2 separate regions of the Mus musculus genome follow, and region 2 is linked to region 1. The links are chromatin loops, found by intact Hi-C in ENCODE. Cell type or tissue: left cerebral cortex. All regions are shown on one strand.

Region 1 (8,000 bases):
CTTGTGAGCCTACAAATTGAATGTCACCACCCAGACAAAGTGACAAAATCCAGTTCAGGGCCTTGGGGCTTTGGCACAGGGAAAGGAAATCAAAGAAGGCTTTCAAGTGACTGTTCTTCGGGGCAGACTCACAGCGACAAGCTGGTTCTGACCAAATTCAGGTTAGGTCATGGCATTTCTCTGCGCTCAATGGGGTCCTTGTTGGTATTCTATAGTCTATTTATGTTCATGTGAAGCATGAAATGGAATCGCATGCTGGCATCTCAGTGTTTCATCTTCTGTGGATGTGTGTAGGGGTGCTCACACGGGGTGGGGGTGCGCCTGTGTGTGTGCGTGTGGCGGCTAGGGGATGACGTCAGCTGTCTTCCTCAATTGCCCTCTGCCTTGTGCATCTGTAGATCATTTCTGGCTGAACCCAAAGCTTGCCAGTTTGGCTAGACTGCCTGGCCATCGAGCCCCCAGGATGCCCTGCTCTGCCCGAGTGTGTGTGTGTGTGTGTGTGTGTGTGTGTGTGTGTTACTGAGGATTTGAGCTCAGGTCATCTTGCTTTCGTGTCACACTCAGTGAGGCATCTCCTCAGGTCTCATTTCATCTCTTTCTTTCTTCCTTTCTTTCTTTCTTTCTTTCTTTCTTTCTTTCTTTCTTTCTTTCAGATTTATTTATTTATTTAATGTATATGAGTACACTGCAGCTGTCTTCATACACACCAGAAGAGGGCAGTGGATCCCATTACAGATGGTTGTGAGCCACCATGTGGTTGCTGGGAATTGAACTCAAGACCTCTAGAAAGAGCAGCCAATGCTCTTAACAGCTGAGCCATCTCTCCAGCCCCCTCATTTCATCATTCTTGAAGCACATTTATGATTATTACTTAACGCAGTGATTTAATGGCTTTGGCAAAGTTCTGCCGAGTGCTCAGTTGGTGACTGGCAAGCAAGCAAGCTCTGGTTGGTCACTCATTCTAATCTCTCATCTACCCACCTATCTGTCTTTGTGCCTTTCCAACTCTTTCCTATCAGTGGGTCCATGTGTGATGCCACACGGCCAGCTGTAGTGTTACCTCCTGAGAATGGCCCCACGGGCACATATATTTGTGTATCAAGTATATATCGAGTTTTACTACCCTTGTGCTGAACGTATATATCTAATTTTACTATCTTTGTGCTGAACGCAACTTTCTGTCACTTCCCAGTTCCTGGGGCCTCCAAATCGGTGGCTTCAGGCTCTGTTACCATCGGTCTTCCTGCTGTGGTAAGACAGCCATAATGCCTGCAGAACAGGGAGCAGTATGACAATACCCATGGGCTCAGTTGGGAGGTGTAGACTGGGGCTCGTATTTTACCACATTTTGTATATTAATTATGAGGATTTCTTTTTCTTGAGACAGAGTAACATTGCTACTAACATAGTATCACTAACTAGTCTGGAGCTGACTATATAGACCAGGATGGCCTCAAATTCACAAATATCTGCCTGCCTCTACCTCCTGAGTGCTGGGATTAAAAAGCATGTTTGTAACACCATACACCATACCTGGCTATTTATGAAGTTTTTTTTTCTTTTCCAAAATTCTCTTTCCTTACTTTGTCCTTTCTCTATTCTTCTCTTCCCTCTTTCTTCCTCCCCATCTTTCCTTTTGACAGGATCTCATGTAACTCAGACAAGTCTTGAACCCCTGATCTTCCTACTTCTGCCTCCCAAGTGCCAGGATTTCAGGTGTGCACCATACTGAGCTTTACAAAGGGTTCTGAAGGACACATAGAAGTTATCCAGGCCGCAGTGCTGAATCTCAAGATTCCTGGTATTGGTATCCAAATGGGGAAGCGAGGAAAATATTATTCGAATTTCCAAGTGTGGGGTGGGGTGGGGTGGGGTGGTGTGGGGTGGGGTGGTGTGGTGTGGGGTGGGGTGGGGTGGTGTGAGGTGGGATGGGGTGGGGTGGGGGAAGGTCAGCACAGCAGACACAGCTGGAGAACCCAGTGGGCATCAGATCACCCAGGGAAGGTTCCAAGCAGGAAGAAACATCTCAGGATCTCATCTGTGGGGGAAGTCACTCGGGCATGTGTCAGATGCGCACATGCACTTGAGACAAGTCTCCCAGGACTGTTCAAGGACTGGGCTGGACGAGGGGGCCTTAGTTCTAGGGTCCATGGGGCCTCTTTAGGAGCCATGAAAGTAAAAGGAGATCCACCCAATTCTAGGTCTTGTGACCTGCGTAGTACAAATGCCGTCTGCTGTAAAGGAGCCCATGTGAGTGATCTTGGGTCCAGGTGGAGAAACAGGAGAAAGCCCTGAGGTGGCCACGAGCGCAGTGATGACAGTCACCTGTGTGAGCACTGGGCATGCTGCCCTGGCCACCTGTGTTCCCAGCACTTTCTCCTCAGGGATTGGAAGCTGAAGGAAAGCGTTGCCCTCAATCTGGGAAAAAGCTGAATTACCTCACTATTGATTCCACTTGGCCAGAGTACAAGTCCCGAGTGAGCGCTGGAGGCAAGCACCATCTCCTGGTAGCTGCTCTCAGGCTCCTTTCAGACGCCCTGCTGTCTTGCTGTCCTGTGTCTCACTGAGACCTGCTTCTCACTGGCTGCCCGCCGTTCACAGCTCCCTGCCAGCACCGCTGCCCAATTGAACTCTGTGCCTAAGTCACAAGAGCAGTGGCTTCTGCTTTTGACTTCAGGGCTCCCGAATGTGGCTGGTGCTTAGAGGATCACTGGTAAGTCAGTCACTCTCTCGATGGCGTGTTAAAGTTCCTGATACTGCGCTCTGTGTCCTCTTGTGGGTAGGCTGAAATCGACCAGGAATGTTTATGGCATAGACTTCCATGCACACTGCAAACTAGAGCTTCTGTGTGCTGGGTTTTGGGTTCTCCCAGATTCTGGTAAGAAAACACAGCTCTGGCATGCTATGCAAGACTTTGTTTCTCCCAGACAGTCCAAAGCTTCTCACAGTGGTATGGTTTGTATAGTTGGGCTACCTGAGAGACATGGCTCAGCTGTGGAAGAGATTTTGTACCTGTGAGACATCCTCTCCTACCTGGGGACTTTGGTCAAACCGCCACCCCTGAACTTGGAATTCGTCAGTAGGAGGCCTTGCCATATTCTCTCTGCCCAAGACTCTGAGGTTCAAATACAAGAAATGGGCCCTTCCCCCAGACCAGGCATTTGGACAGTGTCCGGGCACATCAAATACACACTGTGCAGGTTTCCCAAGTCTCTAGGGCTAGCTTAGCTCAACCACAGTGCCAGGCTTATCTTGAAAGGCAAGGAAGGTGTTACAGGCAGGAAGAAGAGAGCAATTAGTTTGGTCTTACTGTGCTTAAATTATATTAATATTATTTGCTTATATACATACATAATATTACATATATATATGCATATACATATATGTGTATATGTATGTATTATAATATTACAGCCTTTCTGCCATCCATTTGTTTTTATAGGAATTTCCTAAGATTATGCTGTGAGTTTCCAGTGTTTACTCCCAGTTTTGGGTTGCGTCGTCATTCTCTCTCCCTTTATGTGTTGAAGTTTTACACCCCCGATACCACAGAGGAAATCTGATTTAAGTTGGGTCATTGTAGACTCAGTTTGTTTAGGATGAGAGTATGTTGGAACAGAGCAAACCCCTTACCAAAGATGACTGGTCCTATAAGCAGGGATGCAGGCATGTCAGTGGGAACCACTGTAACCAGGAAGATGTTGTCTGTAAGCCCAGGAAGAGGGGTGGGCACAGATTCCTCCCTCTCAGCTTTCAGCACTGGAGCCCACTTTGCTGGGGTGAGTCTCTACTCATAGACTGCTGGCCTCTGGAGTGTGCTCCTGTCTGAGCTCTTTGAGAAGTCTACCAAGCTAACACACTCCCAAAGAAATAGTTTCCTTCTGATACTCTGCCATGATTTGCAGACAAGCTAATTGTTACGGTTCTCTAAGACCTCAGAGACTTTTTTGTGTATTGGTATCTTAAATCACTGAGATGACCTGGGCCTGGTGGTACATGCCTTTGATCCCAGCCCTTAGAGGCAGAGGCAGGCAGGCTATGGAGAGAGAGAGAGAGAGAGAGAGAGAGAGAGAGAGAGAGAGAGAGAGAGAGAGAGAGAGAGAGAGAGAGACTGAGAGACCGAGACCTTGTTTCAAAACAAAACAAACAACAAAACCCCACTGTGTGGGGAAACTGAAATCCTGCTGTGCCGTAGGAAATTAGAACTAGTTCCAACATTCTAGAAACATTTAGAAATTATTTAATAATACATTAAAGGATGGGTGGATATAGCGCTATGCTCCTGGAATCCCAGGACTTTGAGAGACTGAGGCAGAGGGTAGTTCAAGACTGGCTTAGGGTACATAAAGACCCTTTTCAAAAAGCCAGGAAAAAGGAAGGAAGGAAGGAAGGAAGGAAGGAAGGAAGGAAAAGAAAGAGAAATGTAAGGCATATTAAATGGCTATCCTGGGCGCTTTTAATTTTTTGTGCCCCATTGCAATAGCATTTCATAAGTGTCTAGGACTCGGCTGATCTGTGCTTTCACTGGGTAGATACTACACGCTTCTTTGTCATCTTGACATCACTTCTCGTTTTCAACTGTTTTTCTCTGGTTTCAGTAGATTTTCTATTGCCGTCGGTGTTTTAGTTTTCGTTTGTGTTTCTCGGAGGGAAGGGGCTCCAGTTGATTTACAGGTTTCCATTTTATTTAGATATTTTAATGAACAACTGGCAACCAGCCCAGGTCCCCAGGGTCCGAGCCCGCAGCTGCACTCCGGCTGCCGTTACAGAAGCGCCCGCCAGGGGTCAGCACAGGCCCGACATTGGCCTGAGTGTCCCACAATGCACCGGGCTTCAAGCAAGGTAGGCGGGCCAGTCAGAGTTGCTGCTGCGCCTGTGCGGCAGAACCTCAAACTGCGGAGCGGGGCATCCCCATCAAGGGTGCGACCTGAACGTTTGGGCGGGGCCTATATTATGGGGCGTGGTCTATTGAGAGGGTTTGGGCGAGTTTGCGGGGTGGGACTTGGCTGTGGGGGCGGGACCTGGACTTCGGGGCGGGGCCTAGCTGATAAAGGCATGGAGGGGCGTGGTCTACTGTCGGGGGCGGGGCCGGACCAAGAGTTCTGCGAATGTGGAGGTCCATGGGTGTTGCAGACCTCGGCTCCCGGTGTTGTGGCGAGGTAGGGGCTCTGGAGGTTCATATCTTGAGGGCGGGATGTCCTGGAGCGGTGCGGGCGTGACTGCGGGATCTGTAGTTTTCTTTGCATTTCCAAGGTCTCGGGACACCAACTCGGGGCGTCTGGGATCCATTGTGGTGTTTTGTTCAGCTCCAAGCTGTCCCTCTCGTGGGAATGGACGTGACTCTCGGGCGCAGGTGGCTGGTGGGAAATTAGAACCGTGGATTCGAGGGCGCGCACTGCGGGCAGGGATGAGTGGCAGCTGCCACTCCTCAGAAGGTGCTGTCCCTTGAGCTGAGCCGCTGAGGCCCTGATGTCCCAGAAGCCCTGAATGCCACTCAGGATGGCCCCTGGGGGGCCCAGCCCCTCATTGATCCGGAGTGTCTTAGTTTTCGAGTTCATAGTTAGAACTTTGCAAAAAGTACGGTTCGGTAGCTAGGAAGCACTGAAATGCCTGGCGGTTTGGACTTGAGCGTGTCTGCCCCCTCAGCCTGTTCCTACTCCTCTTGGACTTAGTCCTGTAAGTCTCCTTTCTTATTTTCTGTTTCCTTGGGAATGTCACAACTTGGAGGCTTCAGGTCGAAATGCCCATTAAGGTTCTTCCTCAGACCCCTGTTTCCAATCATGTTTTAGTTTTTTTCCTTGTGTATGAGCCTGCGTGTATGTATGTACATTCACTGTGTGTGTGCCTGAAGGCCAGCAGAGGAAATCGGATCCCTACAGTTAGGGATGGTAGTGAGTCGCTGTGGGTATGCTAGGGACTTCTAGAACTCCCATCCTCTCTTAGAATAAAATGTGCTCTTAACCCCCGACCCATCCCTCCAGCTCCATAAATTGTAATTGAAAGGCTTGTTTTATCCTGTTACACATCCATTTTCATAAGCCAGTTGATTTGCTTTTACTTAAACTCTAAGAAATTTCTTATTGCTTAGTAATGTTTATAATTAGAAAAACTATATCGAAAAGGTGATAATCCAGGTGAACACAATCCTAACCAGCAAATGAGTCTCTTGGTGGGAGGCTGTGGGCGGTAAATCAGGCAAACTTGGTTCTCAGACATTTCTGCCACCAAGAAGGCTGAAATATGAAAACCATCTTCACTGTGTCTTCCAAACCTAAAATGTAAATAACTAACACACATTCCTTTTCTTGGTTGCTAGAATTCTTGACTTGATGATCAAAACAACAACAACAAAAAAGTCTTTTTTTTTTTTTTAAGTATTCATTTCTTCTTTTGAGAGAGTGTCTCTCTATGTAGTCCTGGCTTTCCAGAAACTCACTAGATAGCCTGGCCTCAAACTCACAGAGATCCACCTGCCTCTGCCTCCCAAGTGCTGGGGTTAAAAGTGTGGGTGTCACCATGCCCAGCCTCCCCCGCCCCCAATGCTTCTAAATGGTTACTGAATTACCTCTACTCAAGGAGAGGAGTTGACTAACAGTTTGGGTTCTAAATCTTTGTAAAGCAGGAACCTACCTTAATGGTTATTCTGAGTGACTTCATTACTCGGGGATTGTTCCAGTCTGTTTTGTAATGACAGAACACCACCCTAGTTATTCATACACAGATCCTGTTCAGTAGACATCCTATGGTGCTAGGGCTGGAAATGCAGAGATAATTTAAACGTCAGCATCTGGAGCTAACCTAGGAAGGTATATCAACCCAGACAGTGTGGTACTGCAGCATATATTTGCCATGGGGATGGGCGGTGTGGTGATGGGCCAGGCCACAGTGACAGGGCTTTATGTCTCATCTGTTAGTTGCAGGGGTGGGAGAAGACATCTGGAAAAGCTGACACCAGACATAAGTATTAAGGGTGTCTGGCAATCAGGGTCAAGCTATAACAAAATCACAGTGGGCAAGGAAGGAAATTCGAGAACCCAGACAGATGAAGAGTAAGATAGATACCATGCTGCGTGATGTGAGCCAATTCCAAAGGATAAATAATGTATGTCTCTACTTGAACAAGGTCCTTAGAGTAAATAGGTTGATGGAACTAGAAGACAGAATGCTGGTTGCCAGGAGCTGTGGCAGAAGAAATACAGAGTTAGTGTCGAATGGATAAGGATTTGAGGAGATGAAGTTCTAGAAAAACGTGATGGTTATACAGCACAGTGAACATACCAGTATGGTAGAGCTGCATCCTTAAATTGGTTAATCTCAGGGCTGGGGAGATGGCTCACCGGTAAGCGTGACGATCTGAGTTCAAAACCCCAGCATCCACCAAGAAAGCTGTGCGTGACTGTAACCCAGTGCTTGAGAGGCGGGGCTCAGAGAGAGGATTGCTGGAGCTTGCTGGTTACCAACCTAGTTCTAGGTTCTAGTGAGAGAGGCTATGTCTTGAGGAATAGTGACAGAACAGGACACCCAGCATTTTCCTCTGGCCTCATTCTTAAAGCATACTCCTCCGAACGTATGTTTACCACATACATGTATGTGGTTAATCTCTTTTTCTCTGTTTCCTATCAACATGAAGAATCTCCTCCTGCCAACCTCCGGCCATGAAGAAGCCCAGAAAAATGAACTAAGTATCCATGCTTTGATGATTTTAATATGCTTGGCCCATAGGAAGTGATACTATTAGGAGGTGTGGCCTTGTTAGAGTAGGCGTGGCCTTACTGGAGGAAGTGTGTCACTGTGGGGATGGGCTTTGAGACTTCCTATGCTCAGCCTCCACCCAGTGTGGGTGGAGACCCTCCTCCTGGCTGCCTATAGAAGATAATCTCTTCCTGGTTGCCTTCCAATCAAGATGTAGAACTCTTGTCTCCTCAAGCACTAAGTGTGCCTTCGAGCTGCCATGCTTCCCACCATGATGATAGGGACTGAACCTCTGACACTGTAAACCA
Region 2 (8,000 bases), 520 kb after region 1:
AATGCTATCCGAGTACAAACAAAGGTAGCTAGTGAGTCCACAGGCAAAGTCAAAGACTGACAGCTAACACTTGCAGTTGGAAGGCCTTTGGAGCTGTGTCCTTGGGTCATATCTTACCCAGTGGCAGTAGCAGTGGGCAATCTATTACTGGGGAGGAGCCAGAGAGCCAACATCCGCAGCTGTGGACATGGACAACGGACTATCTAGGCACTCTCCATGGGAAACTAAAGGCACGCTTGTTTTCAGCCCTATATTTTAGTCACTATGTAGGGTTTGTATTTGTCCCATGGTCTTCCACATTCTTCAATATAACTTAGGGCTCCCCAGTATCTTGGGGGAGGGGAGGGTTCTCCTACATTGTGAAACATTTGGCACTGAACTTGTAACACAACCACCATGAAAAGGAGACCCTCACTCATTCTGGTAGAGGTAGATGCTTGTGTAACTCTTTTAGAGAGAATCCTATATTTACTCTCCAGAGGAGTCTTACACTTGTTTATTAGTTTCAATCTGGTAATTCCACTTCTCAGAGACTTATCTTAAAGAAACAATGAGAATGGCAGCAAGATGCTCCACTGGCAAAGGCCTGGCCAAACTGAGTTTGATCCCAGAAACCCATGTGAAGGTGTGACGAGCTAACTGCATAAATTTATCCTCCCTCTTACATCTTACACACACACACACACACACACACACACACACACATGACCACGTGTGGGCTATGGTAAGCCCGCCTTCCATTTTCTTGGATTTATCCCAGTTCCCTCCCTTCACTCTTGTGAATGCTATCAACTTCCTTATTAGAACAGAAACTGGATATGATGACCGTAATAGGCACCGATGGGACGGGACGGTGGAGGCTGGGGTGGGACTGGGGCTTAGGCTGGCAAGGTGCATGGTTCAGGCTGCTATGTTCCAAGGCTGGAGGCCATCCTGGGGACAGCCTGGATAGTAAGCACTGACAGCCAAGGACGGACTGATCAAAGATGGCTGGCTGGTTGGAGGCGAAGACCAGAATAGAAACTAAAGCAGCAGTCAAGGTGCCAGGAGGTCAAGGCGAGTCTGAAACTGGTTCTCCTTCCAGGATGTTATCAGTAAACCATAAACCAGATTAGGAACCCAGGAAGTCAGGAAGGTGAGTGAGTCAAGGTGTGTTTGTGACCTGATTTGAAGACAGGCTTGTTTGCCTTTCTGAATCCTTCAGGGCAGGAACTGGGGTCATGGGCTATCCCAGGCACACAGAGAGCAGCTGGAGGAACAACTGTGGAGGACTACGTGGCTGTGGGTGGGTCCTGGGTATGAGGGACGGGAAGCCCTGGCAGTGCCACTGAGAGGACTATTTGGCTAGACTCACTGCAGGGAGCTTTTAAATAAATCCCAGAGTTCAGCCACACCCCAGGCCAATTATATTGGAATGTCTGGGGGTGGGGCTCAGAGTCAGTTGTTAATGTTTCCTTGGTGATTTAAATGTTCAGCGGGAGAACCTGGTGGGATCTCAGATCTGCTCCTTACAGAGGGTGCAGGTGGGGGATCAAGTGACCAGCCAGTAATTACGAAACAAACTTTTTTTTTTTAAGTGTCTAAAGAAATACTTAAGCCATTGTAAATATATGGGAGTATTTCTATTCTTTTATTTTATTGGGTCAGAAGTCTTACCATGTAGCTCTGGCTGGTCTGGAAGGAAGTCGTCCAGGCTAATCCAGGCTGGCCTCAACTCACAGAAGTCCTCCTGGCTCAGCCTCCCAAGTGTTGGGATTGATTACAAGGGTGCACCAATATGTTTGGTTACTGGCACAGGGGATGGAACAGAGGACTTTGTACATACCAGGCAGGCATTCTATCAATTGAGCCTGACCTGGTTCCAGATGGTTTTGATCAGAGATTTCTAAAGGCATAGTGATACTGTGGGAAGTGACTGGCCCCTGACATACAGGTCAGTCTCCTTCAGCACACATTTACTAACACTTGCAGTTAGGATCCACCTCAGTGAACACTGTCCTTCGTCAATGCTGCCAAAGGCACTATGAGGCCAGCAGTCGACAGCCTAGCTTTGCAGGTGCAGAGTCTAAGGGGAAATGGCTTCCCAAGGTTACAGACGAGCACAGAGTCGGGTGTGACTCCAGGATTTCTGACACAAACTGCCCTTTCTAGCTCTTTGCTGACTTGACTGCCCTCCACTGAACGACTGGGCTCTGATTATGCAGAGAGACACAAAGAGATCTAGTCCATTCTCCCCCTTGAGAGATGGACAGGGCTGGTGAGATGGCTCAGCAGTTAGGAGCACTGACTGCTCTTCCAAAGGTCCTGAGTTCAAATCCCAGCAACCACATGGTGGCTCACAACCATCCGTAATGAGATCTGATGCCCTCTTCTGGAGTGTCTGAAGACAGCTACAGTGTACTTACATATAATAAATAAATAAATAAATAAATATTAGAAAACATACCTTTAAAAAAAAAAGAGATGGACAGTTGTCTCCATATTCAAACACAATGAAGTTGGGTATGAAGGCTCATACCTGGAGTCACAGCATTCAGGAGGATTGTCACAAGTTAGAGCCCAGAGTAGGATTGTGGGGGTGGGAAAACCTGATAAGCTCAGTTGGTAAGACACTTCCCTAGCATGCCTGAAACCCTGGATCTGGTTCCCAGAGTGTGCAGTCATAGCCGATGATAGGCTCTCTGTTGGAGAGGTGGAGGTCAGAAGGTCAGAAATTCAAGGCCATCCTTGGGCACACAGCTAGTTTGAGGCCAGCCTGAACTACTGAGACCCTGCTTTAAATACATCACCACCGGGCTGGAGAGATGGCTCAGCAGTTAAGAGCACTGACCGCTCTTCCAGAGGTCCTGAGTTCAATTCCCAGTGACCACATGGTGGCTCACAACCCTCTATAATGGGGTCCGATGCACTCTTCTGATGTGTCTGAAGACAGCTACAGTGTACGCATATAAATAAATAAATCTTTTAAAAAAATACATCACCACCAAAACAAATCCCCAAAACCCTGGTGGCTCATGCCTTTAATCTCAGCACTCAGGAGACAGAGACAGAGGATCTCAATAAATTTGAGGCCAGACTCCAGAGTGAGTTCCAAGACAGCCAAGGCTACACAGAGAAATCCTATCCAGAAAAACCAAAAAGGTAAAAAAGAAAAAGAAAATGAAAGAAAAAGAGAGAGAGAGAGAGAGAGAGAGAAAGAGAGAAACCCTAAGGTTAATGAATGCCGAGAGAAAGTTTCACCTGTGCTCATGGACACACCTTGTCTTCCTCTCTGCTCTTCACCTGGAATGCTGCCCTTGTGCCTTCCTGCCTCACCTGAGGGCAGAAGAGAATGGAAAATGTTCACATGGCTGGGTTCTCAACTGACACCGGCCTCGGAAGTAATTTTCCTTCCCAAACTGGGATTTGTTTCCGTCCCTCTGTGTTTTACACCATCTTGAATGTCTGAAGTCTCCGTGACTCATGCTATAATATCTGCCACATTCTTTTTAGACACAGGGCATTTCTGCAATGTCACTTATTACCCCTCCCCCACCCCCACCCTCCCCTCCGTCCTTCCTTCCTTCTTTCACTCTCTCTGTCTCTCTCTTCTCTCTAATAATGTTTTAGCTAGCCCAGGCTAGCCTTGAACTCACTATGTAACCATAGATGGCCCTGAACTTCTGATCCTCCAGCTTTACGTTAGGATACAGGTGTGACCCACCAAACTCAGTTTATGGAGTGCTGCAGATTGGACCCAGGGCCTCTTTTCTGCTAGGTGAGCCCCCTACCGACTGAGTCACATTCCAGCCCCTCTTACCTTCCTGATTTTTCCTGGATCTTTATAACTGGAGATGACAAAAATCTATGGAGTCAAAGACTATTTCCGTTTGGGAAACAAGCTATTTCCAGCAATCTTTCAAATTAAATGGAGGGTCCAAAGTGTCTCTTATCAGTGCTGGTCTAGTTAAGAGCTATATCAGAGCTATAATAGTTGCCTGGGAGGGGGGTGGTCACCCTAGTAAGGACTTGGGACTGGGGGCTGTAGGAGGTAGTAGGTCTGATCCTAGGCAGGCTAGGCCAGTAGGGGTTCAGGCAGATAGGACCAATTAAAAGGGCAAGGAAGGCCTCAAGGGAAGTGTTTGTAGATTCCTGTTTATTCACTTTCCTTAATTCTAACAAATTACCTGAAGCTGGGTCCTTTACAAAGAAAAAAGGTTTGTCTAGCTTACTGCTTTATAGGCTGAAAGACTAAGATGGCACGGTGCCCTCATTTCAGCTTCCTTGGCTGTGTTGTTTGGTATCAGCATGAGCAGGACACTTAGAGGGTGAAGTGGGAACCAGAATGCCACCTAGACTTTCCAGCTCGCTCCATCAACAATCAATCCCGTCACAGGATGAAGTCCCAGTGAGCTACTCACCTTCCACAAGGACCCAGCTCTCTTCCTCCCTCCCTCCCTCCCTCCCTCCCTCCCTCCCTCCCTCCCTCTCTCTTTCCCTCCCTCCCTCTCTCTCTCCCTCCATTCCTCCCTCTCTCCATCCCCCCCTTCATCCCTTTCTTTCTAGAGATTTTTGGGTTTGGGTTTCTTTCTAAAGATTTACTTATTTCAGTTTTACGTTTTGTTTTGTTTTGTTTTTTGCCCTGATCACTTGCATGCAGTACCAGCAATGGCCAGAAGAGGGTACTGGACCAGAAGAGGGTACTATGGCTGGAGTTACAGACAGTTGTATGCCACTGTATGAGTGCTGGGAACTGAATCCAGGTCCTCAAGAAGAGCAGTCAGTGCTCTTGACCTCTGAGCCTTTTCTCCAGCCCAAGAAAACTCTTAAAGGTTCCATTCTCACATAGCCACAGTGGAGGCCAGACTTCCAACATGGGTTCTGCGGAAGGATAAACTATATTCAAACACAGTTGGTCTTGTCCCCCTCCCCTCCCCCCCACCCGGGCCCTGTAATTAGCTCGGGCTATGTAGTGAGATTCTGTTTCAAAACAAAACAAAACAAAACGACACAACACAACACCCAAAACCAAAACCAATAGTAGGGAGCTGGGGCTGTAGCTTAGTAGGTAGAACACTTTCCTCACACGCTTGAAGCCTGGTTTATGTCTGTAGTGTCAAATAAACTGGGCATGGTGCTGAAAAACCAGCACTTCCTGTGAAGGTAGGAGAATTAGAAGTTCAAAGTTACCCTCAGTTACATAGTGATTTTGACACCAGACGGGGCTTGGTGAGACCCAGTCTACAGAACAAAACCCAAACCCTCCATACTTTCCTGTGTGACTTCCAAGGTAGCTCAGGTGAGTGCCTGGAGAGATGGCTCAGCAGTGTAGAGTCTTTGCTGCTCGTGCAAAAGACCCGGGTTCTGTTCCCAACACCCACACAGAGGCTCATAACTGGCTGTAGTTCCAGTTCCAGGGAATCTAATACCCTTTTCTGACCTCCACAGGCACCAGGTACATATGTGGTGCATACATATACATGCAGGCAAAATACACATAAGCATAAAATAACACAAGAAATAAATCTATGAACAAGTAAATCTATTAAATAAGTAAAGAGTAACCGGCAAACAAATAAACAAATGCTCACCCGACTGGCACAGGTCTAATTGTCCAGTTCCTGAAAGGTCAGGATCAGAAACTGCCTGTCTCTCCTGGGGTTAACCTGTCTTTATTCTCTAGCTAGGGTGTTTATTCAGCATTTTAGGAGGAGAAAGCCACCCAGGTGTTGTATCTATAGGCCAATGAGATGAGAGAGGACCCTGATGGGCCAGGTAGGAGGTAAGAAGACCCCAATTCATCATCGTAGCTGTACATAATATACCCTGAACTAGAGCCTGCTTTGGCCAACCAGAGGTCAGCAGACAGGAAGGGCACTCAGCTGAGGTGACCTGCAGTGCTTGTGTATGTGGAGTGAAGGAGCCAGCCTGGTCCAAACCAAGGGAAACATAGAGAGTGAGCGACAATAGTAACCATGAGGTGTCTTATAAGGCGTGGTGTGTCTTATAAGGCGTGGTGTGGTGCGGGGGAGGGAAGGAGGACACTGTTGTACAGGGCGGGAGCAGAGGGCAGAGTGGCAGGGCAGACGTGCCTGGCGGTGTGATGGGGGCTGGGCAAAGTGATCACACCCAGCCAGACTCTGCTGTGAGTGTAGAGCTGAGAGGATTTCCTGTTGGTCATGGGATAAAGAAGGCACTATCGTCTTCACCCAGTGCTCAGTCCAGTGGTGGCATAGAGTACATTCACGCGGAGCACCGTGCATGCGTGCGGGGGTGGGGGGCGGAGCAGGGAGGGGGAAGAGAGGAGGAGGAGGGGAAGGGGAGAGGGATCTTTCATGTAGCCAGACTAGCCTCAGATTCCCATCGGTTACAGGTAGTTGCTGCCATACTTAGCATTAGCATCCGCGGAGCCGTGTGATGGGTAAATCTGCTCCATCTGAGCTGGGTTTTCATAGCTCCCATGACCTTGACCTTCAGGGAAGAAATCCTCAATCCTTGTTCCAGTTATAAAATTCCAGTTATAAAACTGGAATGCCTCGCCTGCCCTTTAAATCAATCCCCAGACTTGTGAGATGGCCCAGAGGATAAAGGCACTTGCAGGCACTTGCTGTGCAAGTTCTATGACCTGCGTTCATCCTTGTTACCCACACAACAGAAGGAGAGAGCAGCCTTCAAAACGTTTTTCTCTTACCTCTACCCAATACACCCTGGCATGAGTGTGCACTTCCACTCATACATAGAACAATTAAAATTAAAAATGAAATACACACACCACTCATGATGGCACCAAGCCTTTAATGCCAGAGCTCAGGAGGCAGATGCAGATGGAGCTCTGTGATCAGCCTGGTCTACATAGTAAGTTCCAGGAAGGCCAGGGCCACAAAACCAACCAACCAAACAAACAAACAGGAAAACCCCCAAACAAAAAACAAAACAAAGCAAAAAAAAATTATACACAAACCACAACTAATTCTCCCTTTCCTTTTCCTTGGTCATTACATTCTACTTCCTCTCTATGAACTTCACTGCCCTGGGGATCTCGTATGAGAGGAGTCATGTAGAATTTGCCCCTGTGACTGATTTAATTCTTTTAACCCAACATCCTTCAGGTTCTCCCAAGGTGCACTTCGGTGTTTAGCTGCTTGGAGGTAGTTTGCAAAGGCAGGGACTGCGGGGTGGGCCTTTCTCTGCTTTGCGGGCCGTGAGCGCCTCCTTGAGGCCATACGCAGAATCTTGTCCCTGAATTACTGCTAAAATGATGGTTGACCGGAAAAGTACGCACTTGGTTATATTTTAGCTTTTGTAGGTGAGTTGGCAAAGATGACCCTGAAGGAATGGCTCTGAGATAGGGAGTATAATATAACAGAAACTTTGAAAAGGATTGAGGCTCTCTTCCCTGAATGTCAAGGTCACAGGAGTTATGAAAACCGGGCACAAGCAGAGTATTTATACCAATCAACCCAGAGCAGCCAACTCGACAGAACTTGGAGACAAACAAGCAAATGCACAGAGGCTTTAAGTACATTCACTCTCTGTAGGGCTTTCTTGCATAAGTAATTATAGTCCCATGCAGGATGTTTTGCTGTTAATTCAGATATAGCCGGAGAAAACAGGATGGCCCAAGGGGCAAGAGGAAGTCTTTACTTCTTGCAAGATAGTCAAGGGTGAGAAGATTAAAGATAGCCTTGCCAGCTGGTAATGCTGTCAAGCTAGATTTGATGGAAACAGCTCACAGTTGATCAAGGTGCTTGGAGACTCATCCGAGCATCTGTAAGATAGCTCAGAGTGCTTGCCCAGCAGGCGTGCATTCACAGGAGTGCATGAACCAGGAACTCAAATGTCTGTAAGCCCCACGGAGAGGTGGAGTCAGGAGATTCAGGAGTTCAAGGTCAGCCTTGGTTATGCAGCAAGTTTGAGGCCATCTTGGCCAGCACAGGCTGTGTCTAGCTGTACTTATATTTTTCTGCACAGATTTTTTAAGGTCCAGGCTTATTTATTTATAGATAGAGTCTTACTCTGTA

What was found. Hi-C counts contacts between places; a loop is a spot of excess contacts. Peaks named below come from ENCODE experiments on the same cell type or tissue, not always from the same donor. Only the 100,000 strongest peaks of a DNase experiment are listed, where the experiment ranks them.
Region 2: a loop joins it to region 1, with 3 times the contacts of the local background. A loop is called at or near these places in 11 of 42 quality-filtered maps.

Annotation. Positions count from the first base shown.
Region 1 is chr14:65,146,969-65,154,968 of GRCm38, reverse strand. It overlaps a transcript of Extl3 not described here. Among named protein-coding and RNA genes, the nearest start is that of Gm41177, 21 kb to the left of the region's middle. In left cerebral cortex, CTCF peaks have their summits at 4,772 (motif pointing right) and 5,855; DNase peaks (open chromatin) are centred at 4,892 and 5,610; H3K4me3 peaks cover 1,782 bases; H3K27ac peaks cover 1,031 bases.
Region 2 is chr14:64,626,394-64,634,393 of GRCm38, reverse strand. Gm36924 (a long non-coding RNA gene) reads right to left here. Exons shown (of 3, transcript XR_383509.2): 2 at 3,259-3,315. Among named protein-coding and RNA genes, the nearest start is that of Gm36924, 5.8 kb to the right of the region's middle. In left cerebral cortex, CTCF peaks have their summits at 4,650 (motif pointing right) and 7,194 (motif pointing left); a DNase peak (open chromatin) is centred at 7,176; H3K27ac peaks cover 537 bases.